Linked DNA regions of Homo sapiens: region 1 is linked to region 2. Evidence: read pairs that join two places in POLR2A ChIA-PET (ENCODE). Cell type or tissue: GM12878. All regions are shown on one strand. Each heading gives the region's core, and the rest is flanking DNA. Links, peaks and the distances in the headings are about the cores only. Region 1 overlaps KIF26B (kinesin family member 26B). Region 2 overlaps SMYD3 (SET and MYND domain containing 3).

Region 1 (16,351 bases), core at 5,683-13,682, 320 kb after region 2:
CGTGCAGAGCCTGTAGAATTCTCTTAAACCAAGTATCTGTATCAGGCAGCCATGCTGTGTGTTAGGCACACAAACTCTCATTGAATAAATGCATGAGGGTTCATTTCGATAGACGGTAATTATCTACTTGGTCAAAAGAAAAGATGCGTACTTTCAAAGTCAAGGAATGCACAGAAGACAGGATGGTGGCAGAACCACGTGGGTTACACGATTCTGAAAGATGATAAAACAGTGACCTTTCTGCCTTTGAAGCACGTCTCTTTGTCTACCACAGACATCGTCTCCATGGAACCTACAATATGTTTCTGAGGTGGACGAGGAGTAAGAATGATTGAGATTTTGCTGATGGAGAAATGAAAAGCTCAGGGAGAGCGTCTGAGTGTGTGAGGTTAGCCGTGGCAGGGGTGCTAGAATCCATCTCACCGGGCCTCAGCTCAGCACTAGCTCAACGGCGCAGGTTGCAATCCATCTCTTTAGAAAGCACAGCGATTCCACCACACATACTTCTCTGGGAGCTCAGTCTGAAGAAACTTCACAAATTCCAGCTGAGAGGCTGATCACCTTAATCTGCCAGTTGTGGAATTTCCCAAAGCTTCTATTCTTAGCCAGATGTTTGAGGAAAAGCTCGTGATCTCACTTGCCAGCCCTGCCGTCATTCTCACCTCTTGCTTATCTCTTCCTTACCTTTCTTGTACTCAGCAAAGCTTCAAGGCACAGCCTGGGTGATAACCTCTCCTGCTCTGACCTGAACCTATTCACTCAGGAATGCCTTTGCATACCCAGGAGGGGCGGGAGATGGAAGCTGTCTTATCAAGTGGGCTGTGCCCAGTGTCTGGTTCTCCACTGTGGGAAACGGTCACCCTTCTTATGCAGGAGCTGCCCCAGATAAATCAGGAGGCCTTCGTGGGGGTCCTGGAGCCAGAGAAAGCCTGGTGGAGTCCTGCAGTTTCTCCCATCAGTGCGGCGTGGGAAGTGGCTCCATGAACTGTCAGGCTCTTTCACGAGAAAGATTATAGCTATATTTTATTAAAGGCTCATGAAATAGGGTGAAGCTTTCTGAGAGGATACCCTCCATTGGTGGTGCCCAGAACACGGGACCCAGACTGTCAGGCCCCACTGACAGCCATTTACTGAGGTTAGGATGCCTTCTAATCTACCCGGAGCCCTGCACACAGGTTCAAAGTCAGGAGCGTCTCGTTGCTTGTTACATTCTTTTTAATTTTATTTTTTGCCCCCTCCCCACCCCTCATCATTACATTCTTACTTGGTATTTTTTGTTTAGCCCTGATAAGTAGCTTGGGTCCTGAAAGGAAGATTTATTTCCCTTTTTTACCTTTCGTATTTTACATTCTTCATTGCCATGGGTATCTAGCCATCAGCCTGGCTTAGCAATCACAGAAACAGGTGAGACCAGGAGACCGACCTGAATGTATGAATTGGCTACCATCAGCCCTGCCCCTCGGGTCTGTGCCTTCATTCATTCACTCACTTAGAGGCAGGGTCTTGCTCTGTTGTCCAGGCTGGAGTGCAGTGATACGATCATAGCTTACTGCAGCCTCAACCTCCTGGGTTCAAGCGATCCTTCCACCTCAGCCTCCCAAGTAGCTTGGACTACAGGTATGAGCCACCATGCCCAGCTAGTGTTTTAATTTTTTTTTGTGGAGACGAGGTCTCCTTATGTTGTTCAGACTGGTCTCAAACTCCTGGGCTCAAGTGATCCTCCTGCCTAGGCCTTCCAAAGTGCTGAGATTATAGGTGTGAACCACTGTGCCCAGACTGTGCTTTTACTTATAATCAACTACACATATGCAAGCTTTGCTGGTATGTTTGATCCTCTGTTGTACCCCACTTGTTATTGCAACAAATGTTGACCGAGCACAATATTCCAGAAACTGTACTCGGTGGGGGGTGATAAACTGGGAGGCAGTGAGGCCCTGTTGCCTATTAGCTGTGTGAACTTGGACAAGATACTCAACCTTTCTGTGTCTCAGTTTCCCCATCTGTGATACTAGTATGATTACAGTACCTATGTCACAGGTTGTCAGAATGAAATATCCATAAGGCATTTAGCAGAGCTTGTGAGGCACAGTGAGAACAACGCCCGGCTGTGGTGCTCACGATGGGAAATACTCTCACCGGGGGCTCATTTATGCACCGTGCTAACTACCTTCCATGTAGCTGAAATGCCAGGAAATAAGTACTAGAAATCATTTTCTCCTCCTCCCTGTGGTCCAGCAAGTCCACGAATTAGGAACTTCTACCCCTTTAGCAAGATCAAGATAGAGTTCCCGCTCTCGGTTCTGCCCTTCTATTCACTTCCTCCAAGGGAGGAAGGAAGAAGGTCTGACTGCTGAGGCTGGTGAACGTGAGCCTGGGTGACAGCTGGCGCTGTCTGCCTGTCCCTCCCCTGCAGGCCACACCATTCTCTCCTCCACTGAGGCCGTGGGGTTGGGGAAGGGGCTGTCTACCCTTTCCTACTCTGCTAGGATTAGCAGGCTTTTCATTCCCAATCATTCTCTTGTATCTATCTGATCATTGGTTCAGAATTCAGAAAGACTTTAATAGTAACCCCAGACATTAGACATAAAGGAAGATACACTTGAAAGGCCAAAAGGGAAAGGAAGACGCCTTCCAATTTCTACCCAGCCCCGAGACCATCATGTGCCATTACGCCACAACGGCTGCTGCAGTGGACAGACAAAAACATGAGCCGTGGCTTTGCCGCCAAGAGATGATGACAGAGCTGGGGCCTGATATTCTGTTCCCAATTCAGTGAAGCTCTGAGAGGGGCCAGAATGTGGTCCTCTTAAGAATGAAAAGGACGAGGTGTAGAGTTCATGTGTCAAACTAGCGGCAGAACAACCAAAGCTTGAACCCAGTGTTTGTGACCCCGGCCGATCCCCAGACGGTGTCATTTCTCCCTGAGTGACTGGCGTGGTTCTATAATGAGCCTGGCAGAATTAATGTAGTGGCAGCTTCTGCCTCAACTCTTAAGAAAATAATAACAATCTCTCGAGATTTCTATAGCTAAATATGAAGATACCGCTAGCCAAGGAAGCAAACAGAGCTAAGGGGGAAAAATAAAAGCAAGTGAGAATGCTAAAAATCTCATAGAAAAGGGACTTCGATGTCCCAGCGACATTCTGAACTCACATTCTCTGCATCCTAACCATCACTAAAATGTATAAAAATGAGTATTTCTAAAGCAGCAATACTAAGAATTATCATTGCTGCAGTTGCCTGGCAACCTGAGACTTTGGTTATTTTATTTCTAAATAGGGAACGCTCTAAACTGGTATCTAGAGTTTGTGCAAATAGTTCTAAATTGATATTCTCCCTGTAAATCAGGGGGAGAAAATACAGCATTAATGTACATTTAAAGGAGGTTAAATATGCATATGTCTCTCTCACACACACACACACACACACACACACACACACACACACACACAGATTCTTACATGAACCTCTCCGTTTCATGCTATCTTAAACAAATCTGGAGAACTGATACTCCTTTGCATTTTTCCTGGCAAATATCTACTTAATTTCATGGTACGTCTAAGTAATATACATCCAAGTCCTGAGGAAGAGCCTTTCCTCTCCTGTGTGAGATGGGAATTCAATGCCATGGCTCCGCAGTCCCAAACCCTTTTACCTTTTTGGCACCAGGGACAGGTTTCGTGGAAGACAATTTCTCCATGGACCCAATGGGAGTAGGGAATGGTTTGGGGATGAGACTGCTCCACCTCAGATCATCAGGCATTAGATTCTCATAAGGAGCGCACAGGCTAGATCCCTCGCACACACAGTTCACAATAGCATGAGGTTCCTATGAGAATCCAGTGCCACCACTGATCAGACAGCCAACAGCCCTCAGGTGGTCATGCTCCCCCACTGCTCACCTCCTGCTGTGCAGGCTGGTTCCCAACAAGCCAGGGACCTGTACCAATCTGTGGCCTGGGGGTTTGGAACCCCGCTCTAGCTAACAGCAATCTTGAGCCCCTTTCCCCAGCTTCCCAGACCTTGAGTACTGGGTTTCCAGTTCTGAGAAAGGAGAGGCTAATCCCAAATCTCCATGGGCTCTAGGAGGAAGCACTTCTCCAGGCAAGGAGGGGAATGTCCACATCCTTCAGAGGCTCGTCCTGAAGTTCCTGCCAATGCTGGGCCTGCTGCCACAAGTGTGACCCACAGGTGCCAGAACCCCACCCTCTCTTGGATGAGAAGGTGCTTGCATTTTGAAAAAGCTGCCTCTACTTATGAAGTGTCATTTCCTTTCAAGTCACTGATTTGAACTTGAGCTTCTAGTGCTGCCTGCTGCTTTGAATGAACTGGTGTGTCCCGATGCTACAAGCTTAAAGATGACCTTGGTTCCTGACTCCTCACTAGGGCCTTAGGAGGAAAAGAGTTCCCATTATAGCCCCTGAGGATGGGTGTCCTCATCGCTTTTGTGGAACACAGCCTTCTGGAAGTGGATGTTGCCTGCGGTGTTTGCTCGTGGCCTGCAGCTTGGATCACAGATTGCCTCAGGCTCTACCAGAGAGAGGAGGAGGCGAGCTCAGCACAGCTGCTGAGACCCAAAGTGTCTCAGTGACTGATCTCAACAAACAAGGATTAGGTCTGGGTCTGAACCATAGACCAAACCCGTGAGAGGGAGGTGCCGGGCATCATTTCCACGACAGGATGGTTATGTAGCACCATTTTTCAAGATGACTGGGAGAAGCATCTCAGACAGGCATGACATGAGAGGGCCACAGAAGGACTTTCCATGAACTCTTGTTAAAGGGCAGCCAAGACATTAGCAACTAGCTGTTGTTTAGAAACAGAGTGTTTAGAAACACTGTGTTGGCAAATAAGCAAACAGGTCATATGACCCATTAAAGGAATTCTTTCTCCATATGGAGCAGCAGTCATCAATGAAGGTAAATGCTTCAGGGCTTGAAGGACGCCTGCATGACAGGTGTGTGCTTTCTAAGGGCCTGTGCCCTCTACAAAGCAACATCTAAGAGAACCAGAAATTCTATTTTGAGATAATTGGGTCATGGTGAGAATCTGAGTCTCGAAAAGCTGTGGTCCTTCAGATGAGCTGGGACATAACACCCGTTAGCCGAAGCTCAGTTCACCCTGACAGATCCTTGTGGCGGTTCTTCTGGGGGCCAACTCCTGTGGGATGTGCAACACTGGGTTTTGGCCTGAGAAGTCATTTCAACGCTTCTGCCTATTTTTTCTTATCCATTAAATGGGAAGATTCCTAGCACCTTGGTGCCCAAGAGCAGTAAGGAACAGCAAATGAATGTACCGAATAAAGAAAATTTGCAAATGCACTGTCAAAATGATCGAATGAGGGCAGGGTTCCCTGGAGGTGGAGGCTCTCAAAAATTAGAGAGTAATTTGTGCAGCCTGTCAGTGCAGAACTGACGAGGGGTTGGAGCCCTTGGTGGTCTCCCTGCCTTCCCTGCATGCTTTTCTGAATGGTGCCACCGTTGAGAACTGATTTATGGCGCCTGGACTGGCCGGCAAGCCTGTGCCATGTAATGTGCCTGTGCTGTGTAATGGCTGAGGTTGGAAACCTGCTCCACGCCTCCTGCATCTTCAAGGGCAATATCATTTGCAAAGTCAGAAGCATTCAGCGCACATGGAGGGTGCCTGTGGGAATGCCTGGGATGGGTAATGAATCCAAACTCACTTTCCAGCTTGCTCACATGACAAATAGCCTGGTAAGATGATGAAGAGGAATGAAGACAGGCTACAGCCCCTCTGTGCACATTGCAGCGAATTTCCCAGGAGCAAGCACAAGTAATGCAGGTTCCAAGTACAGAGTTGTCTGGGGAGACAAATGAAGAGGTAGTGGGGTGTCTGTGTTTTTTGGGGGGGGTGGGGGAAGGAAAGAGAATATGGAATTTGGTTTTCTATTTTTGTTCCCCCCGCCACCCTCCGTAAGTGAGCAGGAGGAGTAAGAGGAAACCTCAAGGGCAGGAAACTTCCACTTCTCTAAGGAACGCACTGCAAAGACAAGGCTTGACACCCTGAAGGTGTTTAGTATGCTAACAAAATGCTGCATAATGTGGCTTCAGAGCACTGACGGAATTGATCAAAGAAATCGGGGCTTTCCTGCTGTGCTGGGCTCCCCTGCCGTGCGCAGTGAAGGCAGCTCCGACATTTCGGGAGCTTGATGAGAAGTGGGCGTGGGTCTGCAGTGAGGCTGGGAACTGTCGAGGCCTCTGAAGCTGTGAGGAGCGAGGCAGTTTGATCCTGCCACCCACTGGCTGGGTGATTTGAGTAAACCTTTGCCTTATCTTCCTGTACCTCAAAAGAGGACAGTTTCTAGTTGATGAATCACTTTGTAAATGTACATTTGCAGATGCCAAATATTGAATCTAGGCCGTGGTCCAGACTCGGAGAAAACATTTCGGCAAGGGTCTTTTTAAGATCACGTACAATGAAGGGCATTAGGACACTGAGGGGTGACAGAACAAACGCACTGGCCAATGGATGTTTTGGGAAGGACAGCGCTGGCTGGATGGCCAGGGCCACCGTGTTTCCAGCACCAGGCAACCCAGCAAGGTCTCGATGAGTTGTGTTAGGCAGGGCAGGGCAAGGGCAGCTGGTGAGTCTGTACCCACGCCATCAACAGCTCAACCAGGCCACGGGACAGCTCCAGGATTGGGTCTTGTGCTGACACTGCATGGAAGCTAGTCTGCTTACTTGAGACACAGAAACACTTTAATGATCACTCTCTTGGTGCCAGAATAGAAGGAAGGGGACTCCTGGAATGAAGGCAGGCAGCTGTCTGCAGGGACTGGTGAGTGGAGATGTCTCCCAGGAGGGCAGGTAGCCAGTTGGTAGGGCCAGCATGTTAAAAATATGCTTAATTAACACGAAGCTTGAACGATTAATACAAACTTTCATTTATTTTTTTTTTTTTGAGACAGGGTCTCACTCTGTTGCCCAGGCTGGTGCAGTAGCGCAATCTCAACTCACTGCAGCCTCTGCCTCCTGGACTCAAGCCACCCTTCCACCTCAGCCTCCCAAGTAGCTGGGACTACAACCATGCAACACCATGCCCGGTTAATTTTTGTATTTTTTGTAGAGACAGGTTTTTGCCATGCTGCCCAGGCTGGTCTCAAGCAATCCTCCCGCCTCAGCCTCCCAAAGTGCCAGGAATATAGGTGTGAGCCACCACGCTGGGCCATAAAAACAATTTTTAATGTTTCCCTACTCATTTATAAAAAACCCAACTCTAACTAAAAGGAAGTTACTTTAAATTAAAAATAATTTCATGTTTACATGCATCTATCTTCCCGCCATCAATTCAACAACTATTTATAGAAATCATAAAAGCATGTCGCCCTGCAGAAACAGTGTAAAAGCTATAAGTAAGATATGTAATCAATGACCTCCTGCTAAGGTGCAATTTGGAATTTTATCTATATCATGATCTATGAAGTTCTGACATTAACAGACATGATTCTCATTTTATGGAAACCAGTGAGTGCTAGTACTCTTCCCTTCATCTCCAACTCCAACGGTTTCCCTCCCCTGCCCTTTCTCCCCACAAGCTGAATTTACTCAACTACAGAAATGACATCGAATGAAACTCTATAATTCTTCAACTCAGAATATTCTCCCATAGAAAAGGGTTGTTACAAGAGCCGGGAAAACCATTTCTGGGTTTATCCAACTAGGATTCCAAATTTCTAGAAATGAGATGGACAGGATTATAATCACCATTTAAGCTCCTAAAGTCAGTCCAGTAATGGTTCTCCTGGTAGGAAATAAACTCACAATGTATTTGGTGGGGGGGTCTGGCATCAACATAGGGCTGAGGGGAAGAAAAACTCCAGCACTCATTGTGAATCTCAGTAATTATAGAATACACTGCCCGACTTTTTCCTCCTACACAACAGCAACGTAGGTTTTGTAGGGTTTTTACAGATAAAACCATGAATCCACATATATTTAGTTAATCTTCACCTCATGGCAACTCTGTAAGGTCGGTGTTTTTTCCCTTTAAATAGGTGAGGATAGGCTTGACTAGATAGGTGTAACCAGACTTTCATCATTGGTTATTGGCCATAGTGTCCTAAATTCTACAATAAATTTTCTTTTTTTTCTTTTTTTTTTTTTTTTTTTGAGAAGGAGTCTCGCTCTGTTGCCCAGGCTGGAGTGCAGTGGCGTGATCTTGGCTCACTGCAAGCTCCGCCTCCTGGTTTCATGCCATTCTCCTGCCTCAGCCTCCTGAGTAGCTGGGACTACAGGTGCCCACCACCACGCCCAGCTAATTTTTTGTATTTTTAGTAGAGATGGGGTTTCACCGTGTTAGCCAGGATGGTCTCAATCTCCTGACCTTGTGATCCACCCGCCTCGGCCTCCCAAAGTGCCAGGATTACAGGCATGAGCCACCGCACCCAGCCTACAATAAACTTTTATACATGTTTTATCATTTTGAGCCTTATATTTCTGTGATGTAACATGTATAGCTTTAACCCTCATTTTAGGAAGAATGAAGGTTCATGCAGCTAGTAAGAGGCTCAGCTAGGCCTTGGCAGAAGCCTGGACAGCCAGTCAATGGCCTGCCACCACACGGTCCAATGAGAACGCTTAGTTGGGGTGATGGTGGTGGAGTGGCTTTGTCTCTGCCAGACATAGGAGCGGCTGTAATTTAATTGGAGCAGTAGTAAAGAGACAGGAAGGATCCTGGAAGTGACTAAACATTTGCATGGGAAGGCAGGTGCTAACTCCCCTAGCTTTCTGAACTCCCGAGATTGGGTTGCCAGATAAAATACATGTCACCAGGAGCGTCCCATGCAATGTTGGGGTGCATACTTATAATACAACCTTATTTGTTGGTTATCTGAAATTTGAATTTGCCTGGATATCCTATATTTTTTTGGTTAAGTCTGGTGGCCCTACCCCTAAGGATAAGCCAGTCTTCCACCCCTCACTCTCATCACTATGAAACAGGCACATCTTTATTATGGTGACAATGACCCACCACCTTCATTTGCGAGTGGAGACCTCAACTGAGATAATTTCCTATTTCCTCTAATTTGAGCAGCCTAAAGTTAGAACTGGAATAGATTTAAGTATTTCCAAAAGTTTTGAATTTGGGAGATCATGCATTACACAACTGTTAGCTAAGGCTGGTCTCTGGCACTGAACTTATAATGGGGTCCAGGCTGTCCCTCTGTGGCACACCTCTCCACAGATGGCACTGAACAAAGCGTCCCACACCATGCTTACCCCACCACATTCTTTGAGTAGAAGAGTCACTTACTTGTATGGAATGTGTTTGCTGCCATTGACGAGAGCCAGGATGACATTGCCCAGAGCAGACAGCGAGAGACACAGCCCTGAGCCTCCTTCTCGATTTTTGCTAAGAGCTTTCACACAGCTGCCGAGATCAATGAGATGCAGGCGGCTGCGACCTCCAGACACTACCACAGGGGAGAAGATAAAAGAGAAATGGTTAAGTTCTGACAAACACTCATCTGTTCTTCATGTAGCTCCTTGGGAAATCTGAGGCAAAATGAGAAGGGGAAGTAAAAGGTTGACGTTCATGACCTACTAGGAAACCCCAGAAAAATCACGCTGGGGTTGCAAATAGCATTGGTCCTCTTAAATTCTTTCCACCACGCACCACTGACCTTCTAAAGCCTACTGACATTCACACTACAAATAAGTGAATTCAAATAATTCTTGCAGGTTGAACTGAATGAGATTTTGGAGAAAATAAATGTCAAATTACAGGAGGATACGTTTCTACCTAAATGCCATTTGAATAGCAGAATTCTGAAACTCATCAAGTTAAAACCTGAATGGCTCATGAGTGATTACCTGCTTTGGTTGATCGTTATACAGAAACCAACCTAAAGCTCAGCCAGGAATCAGGTTGCAAACCCAAGACAAAAATCAGGAAGAAGTAACGACCAGGTGCAGAGACAGGGAAGACCCAAATATTTGCTGAGTATCTGCCAAGTGCCAGGTGCTGTACAAACATCAGTTTCGTTCAGTTCCCACAGTAGAATCATAAGCTAAATACTATTATCCTTTCTGTATTGATGAGAAAATAACTGTTCAGAAAACTTAAGCAACTTGCCCATGAATACCTCTGCTGCTGAAGTACAGGGAGACCAAGGTGGCAACAATTTACAAGACAGAGTACTGCAGAGGAGAGAGCTCTAGAGATTTGCAGAAGGTCCCTCAAGTGTTCAGCTGAGTACTGATCAGCACACCTGATGTAGTTTGGATGTTTGTGTCCTCCAAATCTCATGTTGAAATGTGATCCTCAATGTTGGAGATGTGTCGTCCACCCCCATGACCCAAACACCTCCCAGCAGGTTCCAACACTGAGAATCACAGGCGTCGTGTTGAAGTGTGATCTTCAGTGTTGGAGATGGGGCCTGGTGGGAGGTGTTTGGGTCTTGGGGGTGGATCCCTCATGAACAGCTTAGTGCCCTTCCCATGGTAATGAGTGAGTTCTTGCTCTTTAACTTCATGCAAAAGCTAGTTGTTTAAAAGATGCTGGCACCTTCCCCCTTCTCTCTCCTGCTCTCTCTTGCCATGTGACACGCCTACTCTCCTTTCACCTTCCACCATCATCGTAAGCTTCCTGAGTCCTCACCAGAAGCAGATGCTGGGTGCCATGCTTCTTGTATAGCTTGCAGAACTGTGAGCAGAATAAGCCTCTTTATAAATCACCCAGCCTCAGGTGTCTTTTACAGCAATGCAAAAGGGACTAACACAACATTCATGTGAGAAAACTATTCAAGGCTCAGAAATTAACTACCTAAAAAGATTGGAGATAATGGTGCACAGCACTCACACAAAGCCAGGAATAGTGCCACTTCCTAACAGCCAGCCTGGAAAACTTCACAATTCACAGGGCATTGGGTTGAATACCCAGAAGTCTTTCCCATACTTAGCCACAGACTGAACACTGACCTGATCCCACCTAACACATATTAAAAGCAAAACAAAAAAATGATCAAACTGTTTCCAAGTAATGCAACTGCATTCTAAAACAAAGCTTAAGAATATTTACAAAGTAAAGACTCGGGAAAATGAAACCCATAATGAAGAGATAACTGAAACCAACCTAGAACTAGCATAGATGTTAGAATTGACAGAAGCAGCTATTTATTAAAACAGTTATTTCAACTGTATTTCAGATGTTCAAAAAGTTAAGTAGAAACATGGAATATATATTTAAAAAGACACAAAACTGAACCTCTAGAGATAAAAACTACAATGTGTGAGATAAAAAAAATATAGTAGATGAGATGAATGGCAGATTAGATATTGCAGAATGAAAAATCAGCAAATTTGAAGATCTAGCAATAAAACTATTCAGAATAAAATATATAGGGAAAAAAAACAACAAATAAAACACAGAAAAAAAAGAGCTGTAGGACAACTTCAAGTGCCTGCTATGTGTAATTGGAGTCCCTAAAGGAGAAGACAGAGTGTGGTACAAATAAAATATTTGAGAAAAATAATGGCTAAAACTTCCCCACATTTAATGAAAGTCATAAACCCATGTATCCAAGAAGCTAAGTGAGCCCCAAGCACAAAGGAAGAAACTATATCAAGGCACATCATAACCAAACCGCCCAAAACCAGTGATATAAAGAAAAATCTTGAAAAGAGCCAGAGAGAAAAAAGCACGTTACATATAAAGGAACAAAGATAAGGATGACGGCAGATTTCTCATTGGAAATACAGGTGAGAAGACAGTGGAGCAATGTTTTTAAAGTACTAAAAACTGTCAAGTTAGAAATATACACCCAGCAAAAGTATCATTCCAAAACAAAAGGGAAATAAAGATATTTTTTGACTTAAAAATCCTAAAAGAATTCACCATAAGCAAAAACACAAGGAATATAGACAAAGGAATGAAGAGCTTTGGAAATGATAACCACATGGGTAAATATGTAATTTTTATTACTTTAAATCTCTTTAAAAGATTATTATTAAAACAAAAATCATAATGTAACGTGTGAATGATGACATATGTAAAATTAAAATGTTTGATAGCAATAACACAAAAGTCAGACGGGAGAAATGGAAGTATACTATTGTAAGGTTTTTATTCCTTATATAAGTGGTATAATATCACTTTAAATTAGACTGTGGTAACTTAAACATATATATTACAAACACTAAAGCAATAATTAAACAATAAAAGTAATAGCTAATAAACCCACAGAAGATGGAAATTGGAACCATTTAAATGTTTCATAAATCCAAAAGAAAGCAAAAAAGAGAGAGAGAGAACAAAGATCAGATGGGACAAATAGAAAACAGAAAATAATATTTTGAACCAAACCATATCAATAATCATATGAAATTGAAATAGTCTAAAATACCCTTATTAAAAGGCAAAAATCGTCAGATTGGATAAAAAAGTGAGGCTCTACTATATGCTTGAGAAATACACTTCAAATAGAAATAAACAATCATTTAAACGTGTAAGTGTGGATAAGGCAAACAGTAACCATAAGAGCTGGAGTGGATCTACCAATATTAGACAAAAGAGACTGAAGACAGTCAAAGACCTATCCCATTTGTGCTAAGACCCGCAGAGAGGCATGTACAGCACCTCCTGCTGCAGTCGTGGAACTATCCTATTGATGCAGTGTCCTCCTGGGAAAGACATGCCTTCTGATACAAGACTGGGCTCTCCAGCTTCTATTCCACAGCAGATCCCAAGAGGGCCCAGTCACAGCTCCAGACCCTCTCTCTGTAATCAGATAACTATTCTATCTCTACAGGAACTTGCTGGGTGACACACACCCCTCTGAGCTGAGACTGACCCCTTCAGTATCTGTCTCACAGCAGATCTTATGAGGGCCCAGATTCTGCTCCAGCTCCTCCTGCTGATAGTTGGGGAACTATCCTGTCTATGCAGGGACTTACTAGAAGATGCATGCCCATTTGAGCCAATGTGGCAGGTATGCCAGCCTCCATTTTTTTTTTTTTTTTTTTTTTTTTTTCTGAGACGGAGTCTCGCTCTGTCCCCCAGGCTGGAGTGCAGTGTTGCAATCACGGCTCACTGAAAACTCTGCCTCCTGGGTTCATGCCATTCTCCTGCCTCAGCCTCCCGAGTAGCTAGGACTACAGGCACCCGGCCACCCTCCATCTTATAGCAGACCCTGAGGAGGCCCAGTCTTGGCTTTAGCTCCTCCTGTTATGGGCAAGAAACTACTCCACTTGTGCAGAGACTTGCTGAGTAACACATGCCTGTCTCAGCCAATGAGAAAGGCCCATCAGCCTCCTTCCCACAGCAGATTCTGAAGGGGTCCAGTCTCAACTTCTGCCCCTCTTGCTATAGTTGGGGACACAACCTACCTGTGCAGAGACCTGCTGGGAAGTAGACTTGTCTGGGAAACTAGGACAGTCTTCAGGACTCAGGTCCCTGGTGGCCAGTGTTCCCACATAACACAAGTACCGTCATTGGGTCTTCCCCAGGTCCGTTTGGGCCAGAAAGCCATTGTGAGACTCACAGCAAGCCAGGGAATAGAGTATCCTCTAATGCTGAGATTACTGTGGTGATCACAGGGAACACAATAGTCAGTTGGCTTAGAATCTCTGGAAGACCCTCTGAAGAAGTACAGGCACAAACAAAGCCAGACTAGGAAGACTAAAATATTTAATCTCTCAATGTGTAGATATCATCATACTTCAAGCGTCAAGAACATTCAGGGAAATATGATGTCAAAGGGACAAAGTAAGGCACCAAGACTGGCCCTAAAGTGATGAAAATATGTGATCTCTCAGACAAATAATTCAAAATAGCAGTTTTAAGGAAGCTCAGTGAACTTCAAGAAAGCTCACAGAAATCTCTCAGAGAAAGTTCACAGAAAAGATTTAAAAAATAAAATTAAACAGAAATCCTGGAGGTAAAAAATTCAATAAATGAAATGAAAAATGCAATAGAGCGTATCAGAGGAATTGATCAAAAAGAAGAAAGGATCAGTGAGCTCAAAGACAAGACTATTTGAAAATAGACAGTCAGAAGAGAAAAAAAAGAATAAGAAGGAATGAACAAAGCTTATGGGACCTATGGACCAACATCAAAAGAGCAAATATTTGGGTTAGTGGAATTAAAGAGAGAACTGAGAAAGACAAGAAGTTGCAAGCTTATTCAAAGAAATAACACAGAACTTTCCAAACCTGGAGAAAAATATAAATATTCAGGTACACAAAGGTCAAAAGTCACCGATCAGATTCAACCCAAGTGAGAAGACCCCAAGACATATTATAATTAAACTCACAAAGGTCAAAGGCAAAGAGGGTCCTAAAAACAGTGAGAGAGCAAGAAAAAAGCAAATAACATACAACGGACATCAAATACACCTGGCAGCAGACTTCTCAGCAGAAATTTTACAGGTCAGGAGGGAGTGAGATGATATTATTCAAAGTGCTGAAGGAAAAAAAAAATGTTCCCCAAGGATACTGCACCAAGCAGTTATTCCTCAGAAATGAAGGAGAGATGAGTTTTCCAGAGAAAACGTATCACTACCAGACCTAGCCTATGATAAATGCTAAAGAAGTTCTTAAAAGCATAGGAAAAATAATGCTAATGTGATTGTTATATTGTAATCATGGCATCTAAACCATTTAAAATTTTATTAAGAAGATTAAAAGACAAAACTATTAAAAATAACAACTATAAAATTTTTGAGGTAGGCAAATTTTGATCTTGTGACATCAAAAATTTAAAATGTAGGAACAGAAGGGAATTAAAATGCATGTGTTTTTTTCTTTTTGTTTCTTTTCTTCTGCTACAATGAAAAGTTAAATTGGTATCACTTTTAAATAACTTGTTATAATTACAGGATGTTTTTGTAAGCTTCATGGTAACCTAAAGCAAAAATCTATAATTGATAAACAAAAAATAAAAGCAGCAAATTAAAACATGCTATCAAAGAAAATCACTTAACCACAAAAATAAGAAAGGAAGTAAGGAGGTACACTATATAACAACTAGAAAATAAGTAATAAAATGGCAGTAGGAAGGCCTTACCTATCAATAATAACATGGAATGTATATGGACTAAATTCTCCAAATAAAAGACATGGAGTGGCTGAATGGATTAATAAGTAAGACCCAAGTATATGTTGCCTACAATAAACTAACTTCACCTATAGAGACACACATAGACTAACAGTGAAGGGATGGGAAAAGCATTCCATGCAAATGGAAACCAAAAGCATTCCATACAAATGGAAACCAAAAATGATCAAGACTAGCTATACTTCGATCAGATAAAATAGACTTTAAGTGAAAAACTATATAAAGAAACAAAGGAAATTGTTATATAATAATTCAGCAAGGAGTCAATTCTGAAAGAGGATATAACAATTATGAATATATATAACCAAATAGCAGGGTATATATATATATATATAGAGAGAGAGAGAGAGAGAGAGCAAATATTAGTAGATCTAAACAGGAGAGGTAGACTACAATACAATAACAGTAAGGGACTTCAACACCTCACTTTTGGCAATAGGTGGATCATTCAGGCAGAAAAATCAACAAAGAAACCTCAGAATTAAACTATACTCTAGACCAAAGGGACCTAACAGATATTCACAGAACATTTGATCCAACTGCTACAAAATACACATTCTTCTCATCAGTACATGGAACATTCTCCAGGACAGACCATATGATAGGCCACAAAACATGTCTCAACAAGTTTTAAAAAGTCAAAATCATATCAAGTATCTTTTCTAACCACAACAGAATAAAACTATAAATAACAAGAAATGTTGGAAACTATTCAAATATATGGAAATTGAATAACATGCTCCTGGATGATCAATGGGTCAATGAAGAAATTAAGAATGAAGTTTAAAAAGTTCTTGAAACAAATGAAAATGGAAATACAATATGCCAGAACCCACGGGATACAGAAAAAGTAGCACTAATGGAAAGTTCTATAGCAATAAATACCTACATTAAAAATATAGACTCCAAATATAAACAACCTAATGTTGCACCTCAATGAACTAGAAAAGGAAAAACAAACCAAACCTAAAATTAGTAGGAAAAAAATGAGTAAAGATGGAGCAGAAATAAATGAAATTGAGACTAAAATAACAATACAAAAAACCCCAACAAAATAAAAAGTTTGTTTTTTTGAAAAGCAACAAAATTTTAAAACCTTCAGTTAGACTAAGAAAAAACAGAAGACCCAACTAAATAAAATCAGAGATGAAAAAGATGACATTACAACTGATACTACAGATACACAAAGGATCATTAGCGACCATTATGAATAACTATATGCCAATAAATTGGAAAATCTAGGAAAAAATGGAAAAATTCCTGGAAACATATAAC
Region 2 (16,351 bases), core at 2,900-10,899:
CGTGGCCTCAAGTGATCTGCCTGCCTCAGCCTCCCAAAGTGCTGGGATTACAGGTGTGAGCCACCGTGCGTGGCCCCTCCTTTCGGTTTTGTGATTAAGGATGGACTTCCTCCAATGGTGGCATTTAAAGCCATGCCATGAGGGAGCAAGGCTAGAAGAGTGGGGATGGCTGTTGTGTGGTAGAGGCTGGATCAAGCGGAGCCGTGTTAGGCCATTTGAAGAAGTTTCAATTTTCTTCTGAAGTAGCAGAAAACCATTGAAATGTTTGAAATGTGGGTGTGACTGAATCCTTCATGTTTGTAAAAAGATGATTCTAATTCTGTCTAGAGAAGTATATAGAGAATGGATTCAAGGGGTCAAGCATGAGATGAGGTTAAGAGTGTCACAATAACATAGGCTAGAGACGATGGCTTTCCCTGGGCCGGAGACGATGGCTTTCCCTGGGCTAGAGACGATGGCTTTCCCTGGGCTAGAGACGATGGCTTTCCCTGGGCCGGAGACGATGGCTTTCCCTAGGCTAGAGACGATGGCTTTCCCTAGGCTAGAGACGATGGCTTTCCCTAGGCTAGAGACGATGGCTTTCCCTGGGCCGGAGACGATGGCTTTCCCTAGGCTAGAGACGATGGCTTTCCCTAGGCTAGAGACGATGGCTTTCCCTAGGCTAGAGACGATGGCTTTCCCTGGGCTAGAGACGATGGCTTTCCCTAGGCCGGAGACGATGGCTTTCCCTGGGCTGGAGACGATGGCTTTCCCTGGGCTAGAGACGATGGCTTTCCCTGGGCCGGAGACGATGGCTTTCCCTGGGCTGGAGACGATGGCTTTCCCTGGGCTAGAGACGATGGCTTTCCCTGGGCCGGAGACGATGGCTTTCCCTGGGCTGGAGACGATGGCTTTCCCTGGGCCGGAGACGATGGCTTTCCCTAGGCTAGAGACGATGGCTTTCCCTGGGCTAGAGACGATGGCTTTCCCTGGGCCGGAGACGATGGCTTTCCCTGGGCCGGAGACGATGGCTTTCCCTGGGCCGGAGACGATGGCTTTCCCTAGGCTAGAGACGATGGCTTTCCCTGGGCTAGAGACGATGGCTTTCCCTGGGCTAGAGACGATGGCTTTCCCTGGGCTAGAGACGATGGCTTTCCCTGGGCTAGAGACGATGGCTTTCCCTGGGCTAGAGACGATGGCTTTCCCTGGGCTAGAGACGATGGCTTTCCCTGGGCCGGAGACGATGGCTTTCCCTGGGCTAGAGACGATGGCTTTCCCTGGGCCGGAGACGATGGCTTTCCCTGGGCCGGAGACGATGGCTTTCCCTGGGCCGGAGACGATGGCTTTCCCTGGGCCGGAGACGATGGCTTTCCCTGGGCTAGAGACGATGGCTTTCCCTGGGCCGGAGACGATGGCTTTCCCTAGGCTAGAGACGATGGCTTTCCCTAGGCTAGAGACGATGGCTTTCCCTAGGCTAGAGACGATGGCTTTCCCTAGGCCGGAGACGATGGCTTTCCCTGGGCCGGAGACGATGGCTTTCCCTAGGCTACAGACGATGGCTTTCCCTAGGCTAGAGATGATGGCTTTCCCTGGGCCGGAGACGATGGCTTTCCCTGGGCCGGAGACGATGGCTTTCCCTGGGCCGGAGACGATGGCTTTCCCTGGGCCGGAGACGATGGCTTTCCCTAGGCTACAGACGATGGCTTTCCCTAGGCTAGAGACGATGGCTTTCCCTGGGCCGGAGACGATGGCTTTCCCTGGGCCGGAGACGATGGCTTTCCCTGGGCCGGAGACGATGGCTTTCCCTGGGCCGGAGACGATGGCTTTCCCTGGGCCGGAGACGATGGCTTTCCCTAGGCCGGAGACGATGGCTTTCCCTGGGCCGGAGACGATGGCTTTCCCTAGGCTACAGACGATGGCTTTCCCTAGGCTAGAGACGATGGCTTTCCCTGGGCCGGAGACGATGGCTTTCCCTGGGCCGGAGACGATGGCTTTCCCTGGGCCGGAGACGATGGCTTTCCCTAGGCTAGAGACGATGGCTTTCCCTAGGCCAGAGACGATGGCTTTCCCTGGGCCGGAGACGATGGCTTTCCCTAGGCCGGAGACGATGGCTTTCCCTGGGCCGGAGACGATGGCTTTCCCTGGGCCGGAGACGATGGCTTTCCCTGGGCCGGAGACGATGGCTTTCCCTGGGCCGGAGACGATGGCTTTCCCTGGGCCGGAGACGATGGCTTTCCCTGGGCCGGAGACGATGGCTTTCCCTGGGCCGGAGACGATGGCTTTCCCTGGGCCGGAGACGATGGCTTTCCCTAGGCCGGAGACGATGGCTTTCCCTGGGCCGGAGACGATGGCTTTCCCTAGGCTACAGACGATGGCTTTCCCTAGGCTAGAGACGATGGCTTTCCCTGGGCCGGAGACGATGGCTTTCCCTGGGCCGGAGACGATGGCTTTCCCTGGGCCGGAGACGATGGCTTTCCCTAGGCTAGAGACGATGGCTTTCCCTAGGCCAGAGACGATGGCTTTCCCTGGGCCGGAGACGATGGCTTTCCCTAGGCCGGAGACGATGGCTTTCCCTGGGCCGGAGACGATGGCTTTCCCTGGGCCGGAGACGATGGCTTTCCCTGGGCCGGAGACGATGGCTTTCCCTGGGCCGGAGACGATGGCTTTCCCTGGGCCGGAGACGATGGCTTTCCCTGGGCCGGAGACGATGGCTTTCCCTGGGCCGGAGACGATGGCTTTCCCTGGGCCGGAGACGATGGCTTTCCCTGGGCCGGAGACGATGGCTTTCCCTGGGCCGGAGACGATGGCTTTCCCTGGGCCGGAGACGATGGCTTTCCCTGGGCCGGAGACGATGGCTTTCCCTGGGCCGGAGACGATGGCTTTCCCTGGGCCGGAGACGATGGCTTTCCCTGGGCCGGAGACGATGGCTTTCCCTGGGCCGGAGACGATGGCTTTCCCTGGGCCGGAGACGATGGCTTTCCCTGGGCCGGAGACGATGGCTTTCCCTGGGCCGGAGACGATGGCTTTAGGAGGTTGGCATAGGAGATGTAGGAGATGGGAAAAATGAAATAGATTCAAGATACATTCTGGGGTCAGAATTGTCATGACTCTGATAGACTGGATGACATGGATTGGGGAGAAATGGGGGAAGGTTTTATAATACTGCTCATGTATTAGAGAAAAATAAATACTGTCATCTCTCAGATGGGAATGAATCTTCCCATCTAAGGAGTAGGTTTGGGGGCAGAACTTAGTCATATTAAATTTGAAAAATGTCATTTAAAGAGAGATTTTTTCTCATTGAAAAATCATCTTCCAGTACACAAGTGTCAGAGTGAGGATACTCACAGTGGGAGTGGCTTTGAGAGAGGTGGGAAGAGGAAAGGAGGGTGCCTGAACAGATAGTGGCATCTGTTAGCAAGTCAGGGTCTGGAGGAAGGGCAGCCTGATTTAGTTTGTGACTTGATTGAAACTGTTTAGACCTATAAGCATAGGTATTAATGATGATGATTTTGTTAAAATGCAAAAGTCTATTTTACAAAATGACTCTCATATGAGAAAATACTCTGAAATTGAATTTAACATCCAGGAAGTCCTATCATATTTAAAATTTATTTTTCTGGACATTTACGTTTCCGAATGACTTGGTGAGAAATAGGTCTGTGAGTGACTCACTGAACCCCCCAAAAAAGTACTCATATAGGTAGATTTCCTCGTGCCGATCAAAAGACGTTATTAAGGGAAGTGTTCTTTAGCCATGGCTAACTGGGACATTTGTTCTTGAGTTGGGATGGTCTGATGCTCCTTGGACAGTGTCTGGTTACAAGAGCAACTGATGGGTGCACTAGAACTCTTTTCGCTGAGAAAATAAAGCAAGATTCTTTGGTATGTTTGCTCTCTCGTGCAGCCTCACAACATGGGTAGGTTTTGTTCCTCTCCTTTTTCCCTTGTCACATGTACACAATAAGCTACTTATTTTCATTTGATTTTTTTTGTGATAAAACTCCTGTGAAAGTTGAGGGTGAGGCTATTATCTGTACCTCCATTTAGCAAATACCTGGTACCTCGTTGGTTTCACAAATATTTGGTGAATAGTTTAATAAACATTTGCAGATTGGGTGAACACCCTGTGTATAACATGGACACCCCGATTATATGCCTTCCTAAATTTCCTTCTTGTGCTGTGTCTATAAGCTTTCCTGCTATAACCTCAAAAACATAATACCTAACAAAAGCAACAATGATGATGGCTGTTTTAGCTAAGTGTTTGTCCTTCAATAGGGCATGTGCTTTAAGCTATTTCTTCTAGAGTTGAAAGTTTTGATTTTGTTTTCCTCCAGAGCCATCTTCATTTCATTAACTTTCCTTTCTGTAGCTAAGGGCAGCAGTTTGTGTCTGTGGCCGTGGAACCTTCAATGTGTGTAAGAAGGGAACTGCTTTGCATGGTAGGTGTGGCAGTAGTGGTAACAGCAGCAGCAATGACATCATTTATTTATTGAGTACCCAATTTGTGCCAGGCATTATAATAGGTGGGAAAAACACTGTTGGCAAAGGTAAGGCCAGGTTCTCGTAACAAAGGGACATAATGATAATTGAGTAGCTTCAAAGGAGATAGACATTTATTTCTTTTTCACTGATTGTGTAATGTATGTACCAGGTGGGTGGGTGACTCCACTCCATGCTGTTATTCAGGGCCCGGATTCTTTCCATGGTGTTGCTCCACCGCCCCTCAGGCCTTCACAAGAAGTGGAAAAAGGAGCCCAGCAGGGCCAGCCCACAGTCTCAAGGCTTAGCTCCAGAAGCAGTTCCCAACTCTTTCACTTCCACTCAGTTGGAGCGAACTTAGTCACGTAGCTGTGCCTGATTCCAGGGGTTGGGGGAGGAACTGGGAAACGTAGTTCAGGCCTGTGCCCTGGGAGCAAGGGAGAACAGATGTTGGTGAACACCTAGCAATATTCACCACATCCTGCAATGTGCAGATTATTCTGTACACTTTCCAGATGATGAATTAGAAATTTGAGAGGTTAATTAACTCAACTTGCCCTAGATGATGAGGTTGTAAGGGGGAGGTGCAGATTCTAATTCTGTTATATCTGATTTAAAAATCTGTGCTCTTTTCACCACCGTGATACCATTGAACACTGTGTTGTTGTCATAGAGCCATGTGGAGTTTACAGAGGAAATTCACATATGTTAACTTGCTTATGGCTTCAGGAGCAGGTCTCCCACCACCAGACTTACCTAGCCAGCTAAGGTGTCTCAGGACTTGGTATCCGAATGAAAATAGAGTGCAATTCTAATCTATCAAAAACTGGTTTTCTTGCCTGCTTTTAGGAGACAGGAGTAAGAATAATGAAAACAGTCTTGTACCAGGGACTTACATCCTAGGGCATGGTCTGTTGTCAGAATACATTCAGATCAGTGCCCCCTTCCCACTTGGTTCAGTTATAGTGAGGCATCAGTGGTGCCCGAGACATGGCAAGATCAGCAGTGACTATAGGTGACTAGACTCTGTACAGCGTAGTGTTTGCTTCAGACTCTGCAAAGCTGGGCTTTGGAGTTTGAATCTTTTACTCACTGACCAGGTATGTAGCTGTGGACAAGTTTCTTAATCTTCCTAAATCTGAGATTCCTCAACTGTAAGGCAGGATTTGTTAGCCTCCTTCACAGAGTTGTTTTAAGTGTTAGTGATCATGTAAGCAAAGGGCCTCCCACAAAGCAGCATCTGGTTAAATGACAGCTGCTATTTTTAAAAAAATAAACCCACCAACCATGAATTGAGTGACTGCTATGTACCAGGCACCAAGGTAGGCTCCAGAGATTTAGAGATAAAAGGTAGAGTCCCTGCGGCCTTCAAGGGACATCCCCGTTAGTGGGGATGTTTCAGAGAGAACAACCTAAGCTCAGGTTTTCCCTCAGGAAGAAGAATGCGTTCTAACCAGACGAGAGCGTGTGCGTTCTCTTAATAGATTGTATAAACTGAAATTGTGCAATAGCCAGTTTGGGTGCAATGAGCTACTCAAATGACACATTGATTTTTTTTTTTAATTATACTTTAAGTTCTGGGATATGTGTGCAGAACAGTGCAGCTTTGTTACATAGGTATACACGTGCCATGGTGGTTTGCTGCACCCATCAACCCGTCATCTACATTAGGTATTTCTTCTAATGCTATCTCTCCCCTAGCCCCACCTCCAGACAGGCCTTGGTGTGTGATGTTCCACTCCCTGTGTCCACGTGTTCTCATTGTGCAACTCCCACTTAAGAGTGAGAACATGTGGTGTTTGGTTTTCTTTTCCTATGTTAGTTTACTGAGAATGATGGTTTCCAGCTTCATCCATGTCCCTGCAAAGGACACGAACTTATCCTTTTTTATGGCTGCATAGTATTCTGTGGTGTATATGTGCCACATTTTCTGTATCTAGTCTATCACTAATGGACATTTAGATTGGTTGCAAGTCTTTGCTATTGTGAATAGTGCCGCAATAAACATATGTGTGCATGTGTCTTTATAGTAGAATGATTTATAAGCCTTTGGGTATATACCCAGTAATGGGATCACTGGGTCAAATGGTAATTCTAGTTCTAGATCCTTGAGGAATCACCACACTGTCTTCCACAATGGTTGAACTAATTTACACTCCCACCAGTAGTGTAAAAGTGTTCCTATTTTTCCACATCCTCTCCAGCACCTGTTGTTTCCCTACTTTTTAATGATCACCATTCTAACTGGTGTGAGATGGTATCTCACTGTGGTTTTGATTTGCTTTTCTCTGACCAGTGATGATGAGCTTTTTTCATAATTTTTGGCCACATAAGTGTCTTCTTTTGAGAAGTGTCTGTTCATATCCTTCACTCACTTTCTGATGGGGTTGTTTTTTTTCTTGTAAATTTAAGTTCCTTGTAGATTCTGGATATTAGCCCTTTGTCATATGGATAGATGGCAAAATTTTTCTCCCATTCTGTAGGTTGCCTGTTTCCTCTGATACTTTTCTTTTGCTGTGCAGAAGCTCTTTAGTTTAATTAGATCCCATTTGTCAATTTTGGCTTTTGTTGCCATTGCTTTTGGTGTTTTAGACATGAAGTCCTTGCCCATGCCTATGTCCTGAATGGTATTGCCTAGGTTTTCTTCTAGGGTTTTTATGGTTTTAGGCCTAACATTGAAGTCTTTAATCCATCTTGAATTAATTTTTGTATAAGGTGTAAGGAAGGGATCCAGTTTCCCCTTTCTACATGTGGCTAGCCAGTTTTCCAACACCATTTATTAAATAGGGAATTCTTTCCCCATTGCTTGTTTTTGTCAGGTTTGTCAAAGATCAGATGGTTGTAGATGTGTGGTATTATTCCTGAGGCCTCTGTTCTGTTCCATTCGTCTATACGTCTGTTTTGGTACCAGTACCATGCTGTTTTGGCTGCTGTAGCCTTGTAGTACAGTTTGAAGTCAGGTAGCATGATGCCTCCAGCTTTGTTCTTTTTGCTTAGGATTGTCTTAGCTATATGGGCTCTTTTTGGGCTCCATATGAAATTTAAGTAGTTCTTTCTATTTCTCTGAAGAAAGTCAACATTGACATTTTTATATGTTGTTTTAATAGTCTTTATGATAAATGTCAACAAAAATAATACTTTTTAGAGACACTTGGTTTTTATACACACTTAGAGAGGTAATAAAATCTGCCACTAATGCTAATAGCATTCTGATGGAGTGAAGACTTAGTGGTATGTCAAAAAGTAAGGCACCTTTCTCTTTTCCTAATGTAGTTTGAATTTCAAAACAACACGAAGGAATGCTGTTGGTATTTATTCAGGGATTTGTGTGCAGATTTGATAGCTACCATTTATCTTCAGCAGAGGAATCCGTGTTCCTGGCCTTTCCCCCCTTGGTTAGTTTGGATTTCCTCAAACCACTTTGCCCTTTGAAGGATTGTGTGCTGTTAAGTAAATGAACGGGTATGTTTCTGAGTTTGTGCTGACTGATTTACAACAGGATGGCAAATTCAGCACTGAAAACAGGGTCAGACAAATACCCTGGCTATGAGACTCAGCTGACTCAGACAAGCGAGGCTTTGCTTAGTGGTTTTTACCCCTCCAGTAGAGAAAAGTCTTGGCTAAGGCCTCAAAGGCCTGTGGACTGGAAGGTCTGGCAGAACAGTGTCCATGTCATTATTGTTAGTAGAAGTTGTGCAGTTGTATTGTTGCTGATGGTCTCACTAACACTAGCTATCTTTTATGTTCTAGCCACTGAAGAGTCATTAATTATTGTGGTTCATTCTCACAGCAAACCCGTGTTGATTTTCATTGATCCCAGGCTCTCAATTTAAATAAGAAAGCTAGCAAAGTTATTTTCTTTTGCCTCCCCTTCTGGCTTAACAAAGAGAACTCAGAAGTACTTACGTTTTGAGAAAATAGAGACCCATTTAAATAGTGTTACCAGAGTGACACATTATTAACTAAGAAAATCAGAATTACATACTTTTTAGAGGTTGCCTCCACAGGACACAGTGGTAATCTCTGAAGCCTGGAGGTCTCATAGCCCTATGATGCAGAATATTATCAATGATAGGAAGAGAAAGCATTGCCTCCTTAACAGTGTACGGAGGCATCTTCCACCAGCACTGGGAACTAAGCCTCCACTGATGAACGGCACAGGAGAAAGACACAGACCTGAGAAGGCTGAAATTTACAACGCGGGAAAGACGAGGGCAGCACAGAATTATTAAATGGAATATGGGAAACGCGTGGTTTGTGTCTACAGTCCACACTTGCAACACAGGTACCATTGTGTCCATTGTATAGAGGAGAAAACTCAGTTCCAGAAGACTTGAGTAACTTGCCCCGAGTCACAAGATTCAAAGATGCCAGACCAGGGAGCTAAATCCATGAATATCTGGCTTTAAAGTCCTTGCCTTTTCTTTACCTCACAGTGGTTTACATGAGGTGCATTGTTACTCGTACACTGAATTTCCTTCACTACCTGCCTTTTTCAATATAAGGTGAATTCTGCATCATTTTGTTGAAATGGAAAGTTCTAACCATTATTGTTTTAATATAGGAGGCACTTGGGCCTTGAAGGAGAGTTGTCATTCCAGTAGTCTGGTAAAGGGCATTTCAGATGGAAGACACAGCCTAGGCAAAGGCACTGAGGTGAGAACGCTGCAGCTTAGTCAGGGAATGGAGAATAGATTCATTTGAGGAGAACTGAGTGTCTCAGTAGATGGGGGTTATATCATGAGAAGGACGTGAGAGCCTCAGCATGGAGCTGGTGAGCAGAGGGGGGCCATTTTTGAGGGGGGGATTAAAGTGCTCAGATCTGTGGTCTAACGCTGTTCTGACAGCAGTGTGTAGATTGAAACAGAGTAGAGATAAATTGAGGGGGAAGTAGCATTATCTATATAAACTGTCAGCGAGTAGAGAAATCTGGATTTTCATGTATTTCGTTCAGGGAACAGTAACTTTCCCATAGGTATTTCCCAGGGTTGTGAATAAATATTGTAGTGTACTGGTCAAGGATGCAAAGTTTGGGGAAGTTAGGAACATCCTTAAGCCACAAAGTGGATGCTCAAAAGTTAAATATTCACTGGAAGTGACAAGTAAGCAATGGAAATATGAAAATAATAGTTCACGCCACTCTCCTGCCTGTTGCCTTAAATTATTCCACTGAAAGCTGCTTTCTGCTATTTTATTTGGGTAAATTAGTCGCAAATGGAATTATCTGCATTTAATGCTCTGCCGTTATCCCTCTGTTTAGGTTTTTGTCTCTGTTCCTTTAATAAGAAGCAATTCTTGGGTTATGTCTGCCCTCTGGTCTGAGGGCTCCAGGAAGCATCCCAGTCATGAACCTTCCAGTTGAACTAAGTCTGTTCCAGATGCTTCATTGACTCAACACATTTCACACTAGGTAGACACCGGAAGTAATCACAGGCCAGCCTTTCTTGCCTCTCAGGCTGAAACAAGTTCACAGTGCAACAGCTTTTCAGAGACAACTCCACACTTCCACAAATGCCCCTATGCATTTGACTTTTCTTGGATGGCTTGTTCACAATCACTCAGCAGTTACTGATCATAGGTTTGTGCCTGGCATTGTCTGAGTTGATAGGAAGGTCTACATGTGAAAATTTAGGATTTTGAATTTAGGATATTGAACTTCTTTTCAACTTATCTGGTAAGTTGCCCATAACTTTAAAGACAAATAGAAAATACTTTTTTGAAACATTCAGTCAAATTTGAAATGACCATGTTCCTGCCAGACAGTGAAATATATTATAAAGCCAGATTAATAAAGATAATATGGTATTACAATACCATGTAAGAATAAGAATTGTGATGGAATAGAGAGATTTCTACCTCTTTCTTCTCTCAGAAATCATCCATCACCATAGAATGGCAAGGAGAATGAGGAATGGAAAAACAAATTCTACTTTTGATGGAATCAAAAGTCATTATAACACATTGATCAATAATGAAGACAAAAAGCAGTTGGAGTTCTGATGACTGAATTAACAGTGGGGAGCTAGGTGGGATCTGAGTGCCTACAGTGGTGGATATCGATGAGAAGCAAGCATATTTCCTGCTCAGAAAGGCTCAGAAATTAATGAAGTGAGGTCCTGAGGGGGGATAGGTTCATATGGGGACCTTAAAAGAAAAGGAGTATTTGAAAGACTGCATCAGATCCTCCCCTGTACTCCCTACAGCCTTGAATGTGCCTGCTCATCTTCAGAGTGACGGTTTCTGGAGAGGGGCCCTGAGCACCAGGCACAGCAGAGGTTGGGGGTAGAAAGGAAATAAGGACTCGAGATGATCTGAAAGCCTGTCTTCCCAAGGGCCAGATCTTGAGCACTCTGGTTGATATTCTCCATGAATTAAGTAATGTTTTTAAAAATCAGCCTGTAGAAAAGATTAGAAGGAAATAGTCCATGATTTTAGTCATGATTGGAGAACTTTTGTTGATTTATTTTTCTTTTTGCCTTTGTTTTTCACATTTAATTTAATGTGTGCATACCATGTTATGCTAGAAAATAGCAAAATTGGGTCTGGCATCGTGATGTGCGCCTGTAATCCCGGCCCTTTGTGAGGCCAAGGTGGGAGGAGTTCTTGAGGCCAGGAGTTCAAGACCAGCCTGGGAAACATAATGAGACCTCATCTCTACGAAGAAACTGAAACATTAGCCAGGCATAGTGGCAGGCGTCTGTAGTTCTAGTGGGGAGGCTGAGGTAGGAGAATTGCTTGAGCCTAGGAATTCGAGGTTACAGTTGGCTGTGATGGCACCACTGTACTTCAGGCTGGGCAACAGAGTGAGACCCTGTCTCTAAAAGAAAGAGAGAGAGAGAAGGAGAGAAGGAAAATAGCAAAATAATGCGGAAAAATAATTATGATGAAGAAGAAAGAAGGTAAATGTTTATCAAGGCTTAGTTGTGTAAAAATCCTTTAAAAAATTAATAAACTTTTTATTTGAGAACCGTTTTATGTTCACAGCAGAATTGAGCATAGAGGTTTCCCATATAACCCTTGGCCATTCCCTGCCCCACCCCTATCTCCCATCATCATAAACATCCCAAACCAGATTGGTACATTTGCTAAAGTCGATGAACCTACATTGACACATTATCTCCCAGACTCCCGAGTTGACATTAGGGCTCACCCTTGGTGTTGTGCATCCTGTGAGTTTGCACAAATGTAGAATGGCATGTCTTCACTGTTAGAGCGTCATACAGACTTTTTTCACTGCCCCCAAAATCTTTCATGTTCCACCTGTTCATCTCTCCCTCCCCTCTCATCTCTGGCCACCATTGATCTTTTTACTATCTTCATACTTTCGCCTTTTCCATAATGTCATACAGTTGAAATCATACCGTATAAAGTGTTTCAGATTGGCTTCTTACACTTAGTAATATGCATTTAAGGTTCTACCATGTCCTTTGATGGCTTGATGACTAATCTCTGTTTAGTGATGAATAATCTGTTGTCTAGATGTACCACAGTTTACCTGTTCACCTACTGAAGGACATCTTGGTTGCTTCCAAGTTTTGGAAATTATGAATAAAGCTGGATTTTATATGATACTGTTTTCTCTCCTTTATTAGCATATTAATTATACTTCTTTTTACTTTTTAAAATGGTTGCCGTAGAGTTTGCAATATACACTTACTACTAATCCAAGTCCATTTTCGAATAACATGAAACTGCTTTATCAGTAGTGCAAATATCTTATAATAACAAAATATTCCCAATTCTTCCCTCCCATCTTTGGAATCATCACTGTCATTCATTTCACTTATACATAAGCATATATATGCATACGTAATTGAGTACATTGTTGCTATTATTTTGAAAAAGATATTGTGTGTTGATCAATTAAGAATAAGAAAACAAAAGTTTTTCTTTTACCTCCACTGAAGTATGTTCTTCTTCCCTCTGGGGTATTTTTTTAAATATTTTTTTTCTTTATCTTTGATTTTCTTAGTTGTAAATATGATATGCCCAGAGGTAGTTTTCCTGGCATCCTGCTTAGTGTTCTCTAAGCTTCATGGATCTGTGGTTTGGTGTTTGACATTAATTTGGGGAATTTCTCAGTCATTATTGTTTTGAATATTATTTCTTCTGTTCCTTTCCCTCTTTATTCTCTTTCTAATATTCCCATTATATGTATGTTACATCTTTCATAGTTGTCCTACAGTTCTTGGATATTCTTTTTTTTTTTTTACAATCTTTGTTCTCTTTGCTTTTTCATTTCAGAAGTTTCTGTTGTCGTATCCTCAAGCTGAGATTTTTCCTCAGTTGTGTTCAGTCTCCTAATAAGTTGGTCAAAAGGATTATTCAAGTCTGTTAAAATGATTTTGATCTCTAGCATTACTTTTGCTTTCTTAGAATTTTCATCTGCTTATACTTATCTGTTCTTTCATGTCCTTTTTTCATTAAAGCCTTTAGCTTATTCATCATTTTCAAAAATTTTCTTGTCGAATGATTCCAATATTTCTGCTGTATCTGACTATGATTCTGATGCTTGTTCAATCTTTTCACACTGTGTTTTTTGCCTTTTAGTATGTCTGGTAAGTTTTTGCTGAAAGACGGATGTCATGATGTACTGGGTAAAAAGAATTGTGAATGGGTCTTTAGTGATGTGGTGGTAAATCACTGGGGAGTGATACTGTTTGGATGTTTTGTCCCCTCCGAAGCTTATGTTGAAATATGACCCCCAGTGTTGGAGGTGGGGCCTGGTGGGAGGTTTTGGATCATGGGGGTGGACCCCTCATGCATGGCGTGGTGCCTTCCCCTTGGTGATGAGCAGGTTCTTGCTCTGTTAGTTCACACAAGAGCTGGTTGTTAAGAGTCTGGCTCTCCTTCCCTTTTCTTGCTCCCTCCATCACCATGTGACATGCTGGCCCCTCTTTGCCTTCTGCCATGATGGTGAACTTCCTGAGGCCCTCATCAGAAGCAGACGCCTACACTCTGCTTCATGTATGGCCTGCAGAGCCGTGAGCCAAATAAATCTCTTTTCTTTGAAAATTAGCCAGCATTGGTTACGTCTTTATAGCAAATGCAAAGTGGACTAACTCAGAATGGAATTGTTCTCCTGTAGTCCTGTGAGTGGGTCTCAGTCTTCTAGTGAGCCCATGACCCTGGACTGTGAGCTTCACTCAGTGCTTCTCAGTTTGTTTGTTTGTTTTCTTGTGGGACAGGATGACTAGAGTGGACTGGAGTTGGGTATTTTCCTTCCCCAGGTAGGTTAGGCTCTGCCAAAGCCCCAGCAAGTTAGGGTCTGGTTAGTTTCTCTGGAGGGCAAAACCTTGTTAAGAACATAATTCTCTGGTGTTTTTTTCTTTTTCTTTTTTCCTTTTCCTATGGTGCTGATCTCTGGTGTTTTTTCAAAATGGTCCTTTTCCTCCTTTTTCCACTGGAAGCATAAGGGAATTTTTCTCTGATACTCACTGCGAGGCCCTGCTAGAGCTCCTGGAAAAAAAAAAACTCACAAAAGCTTATCCCTCCCTACTCCCCATGATGGGCACCTCTGGAGTTTTAAACTCGAAGAGTTGTTCATTCTAGACCCCCAGCAGTATGTCGAGTACAATTGAGGTTTCTACCGGGTACTGATTTCCATGGAGGTTTCTGTTGTAGTAAGTTGCAATGCTCTGTATGCGCCCCTCTGTCTCTCTAGTCTTGGGGGCAGCAGCTTGCCCTGTGACCTTATTTCTTTGGCAGATCTAAGAATTTTTTTTTAACACTGTATATTGAGAAATTATAGTTGTGTATATTTATAAGATGCAAAGTGGTATTGTGAGTTTTTAATACAATGTGGAATAATTAAATTAAGCTAATATATCTAGCATCTCAAATGTGTAAGAAGAATGGTTGATTTTTTAGTTTGTTTAGCTTTTTACTTGTTGTTAGGATGGAATGGTGACTTCTAAGCTTCTTACATACCAGATCAGAAGCCAGAAGTCTCATCCTGTTTTTAAAAACAGGACTTTGAACATTTTTATTTTTCTTAGTGTGCTAAGAAAATAATGCCAGCGGCAGTAACTGCACGGCAATCCAGTGGTCTCTAGTCTTATAAGAGCTTATAAAGAAAGGCTTCGTGTCTTACCTGATAAACTCCCCTTGACTGTTTTACAGTTAAGTGAAACCCCAATTTCTGGCAAGATCTGAAACTTGGTTTTTCTTTTTTGTTGCCTGTTTAAAATATCAGAAGTAAGCCCGTGAAAGCTATTAACATGTATTCAGGCCGACTTTGGTTTCTCCTCTATGGATGTTTCTAGAAACATAGTGAAACAACACAGCAATGATTGGTTTTGCGGTTGTTGAGGTCAAACCTTGGCACAAGATTTTTGGTCTCTGTTTTCTCTTTATTGTTCGACGCAACCCACATGCAGGTTTGTTTCTCCATCTCTTCACCTCATCTGGCTGACATGTTGATAGGAGCTTAGCCAGGCTGTCTGGCCACGAAACCTAAAATCATATGGCTTGTTTAGTTGGTAAGGACATGGAGGAATAAAATAACCATGTGGACGGCACTGTGCAAGGTCTTCAATGACAGAGGCGTTGAACTTCAGGCAGAGTTTAGCGATCATCTCAACCGTGTCCTTGTTTCACAATTCTGGGATCAACATCCGCAAAACTACACTTCTGACAACATCAGGATCCTCTAATATTTCATGTATACTCATCTTGCAAGATAGGTTGTAAAATAAGATGAGGAACCTGAAACAATGAGCAGTTAAGCCACTTGCGTCAAGTCCCAAGGGTGGCAGGAAAAACAGAGCAAGGAGTGAGATTGATTACTTGCAGCCTTTGGATTTCACCATGAAGTTGGTGGTTTTTAAATGGTTTTTTCTCCCCTAACATCGACCTTTCTCCAGTCAAATGGTGGGAAACCTCACATGTAAAACAGATGAAATACAGCTGCTGGCTCACGTGGGAGGCTGTGTCATGTGGTATGATGTTTAGAAGGAGGGTCTTGGAAGCCAGGCTGCTCTGAGCCTCAGTTTGCCCATCTGCAAAGTGAGGATAACTACTATACGTGCCTCACAGGGTTACCGTGGAAATCAGCGAAATCAGTTCCCAGCTGTAATAACCGTGCAGTTTATTCAGTCAAAAAACTTTTATCCGGCAGCTTACTGTATTCTGGGCCCTGTTAAAAGGACGAGGTGATGGCTGTGAGGAAACAGGAATCCCGGCTTTCATGGAGCCTACATTCTCAGTCTCAAAATACATGTTAATTATAGTAACATGTGTCGAAGGGGCATCAGACCCCTCCTATTGATACCTCCTCTGTGTGTCTGGCTCTAAAGGTTCCTTAGAGCACTGTGTGAAAACCACTGTCCTAGGCTACACATCTTAACATCTAGGATGTTTTTAAGAGCTGGAGTGGGGAAAAAAAATGGAATTATATGACAGTGTTTAAATTTTCCATTACTGACATAAACTATTCCAGAAACAACAGGTAGAAGAGAAGGATGATTTAGGCCTCCAGTTTGGAGAGTAATTAGTGACTTGTCTGCTTTTCCTTCCTTAGTCATCTTGAGCACTTGCAGCTGTGCATCTTCCTTTGTGCCTGATGCAAGCTGATATTTTAGGGTGAAAGGGTGAGAAGGAAATTTAGATTCAAAGTGCTGACAAGATAAAGTACATTCTGTAAAGATTCATTCCCCTTAAAATTGGAGTTCTTACCGAGATATCTTCACTTAGCAGACTGATGTCAGGAAAGTAAAAAATGGAAGGGAACTTTGTGGTTGAAAATTATGTTCCTAGAAATGAGGGTTGACCCTGTTTCTATGAGAAGAGAGAGCATGTGCGGCTCTGCTGATGGGTACAGAGAAGTGCCTTTGTGGTAGCGCCCAAGGGAGAATGCAGAGTAGACCACCATCTCTACTCTGATTGT

Evidence for each region. Peaks named below come from ENCODE experiments on the same cell type or tissue, not always from the same donor. Only the 100,000 strongest peaks of a DNase experiment are listed, where the experiment ranks them.
Region 1: POLR2A ChIA-PET joins it to region 2 with 6 read pairs; 3 of 35 experiments call an interaction of 5 or more read pairs at or near these places.

The regions. Positions count from the first base shown.
Region 1 is chr1:245,639,204-245,655,554 of GRCh38, reverse strand. It overlaps KIF26B (kinesin family member 26B), which reads right to left. Exons shown (of 15, transcript NM_018012.4): 10 at 9,275-9,434. Among named protein-coding and RNA genes, the nearest start is that of KIF26B-AS1, 410 kb to the right of the region's middle. RefSeq lists an enhancer at 6,547-7,060. In GM12878, for the core only: a CTCF peak has its summit at 6,258 (motif pointing left); DNase peaks (open chromatin) are centred at 6,294, 9,534 and 9,974; H3K4me3 peaks cover 3,942 bases; H3K27ac peaks cover 3,403 bases.
Region 2 is chr1:245,961,121-245,977,471 of GRCh38, reverse strand. All of the region lies in intron 5 of SMYD3 (SET and MYND domain containing 3), which reads left to right. Among named protein-coding and RNA genes, the nearest start is that of SMYD3-AS1, 140 kb to the left of the region's middle. In GM12878, for the core only: no CTCF peak of the experiment used is centred there; no DNase peak of the experiment used is centred there.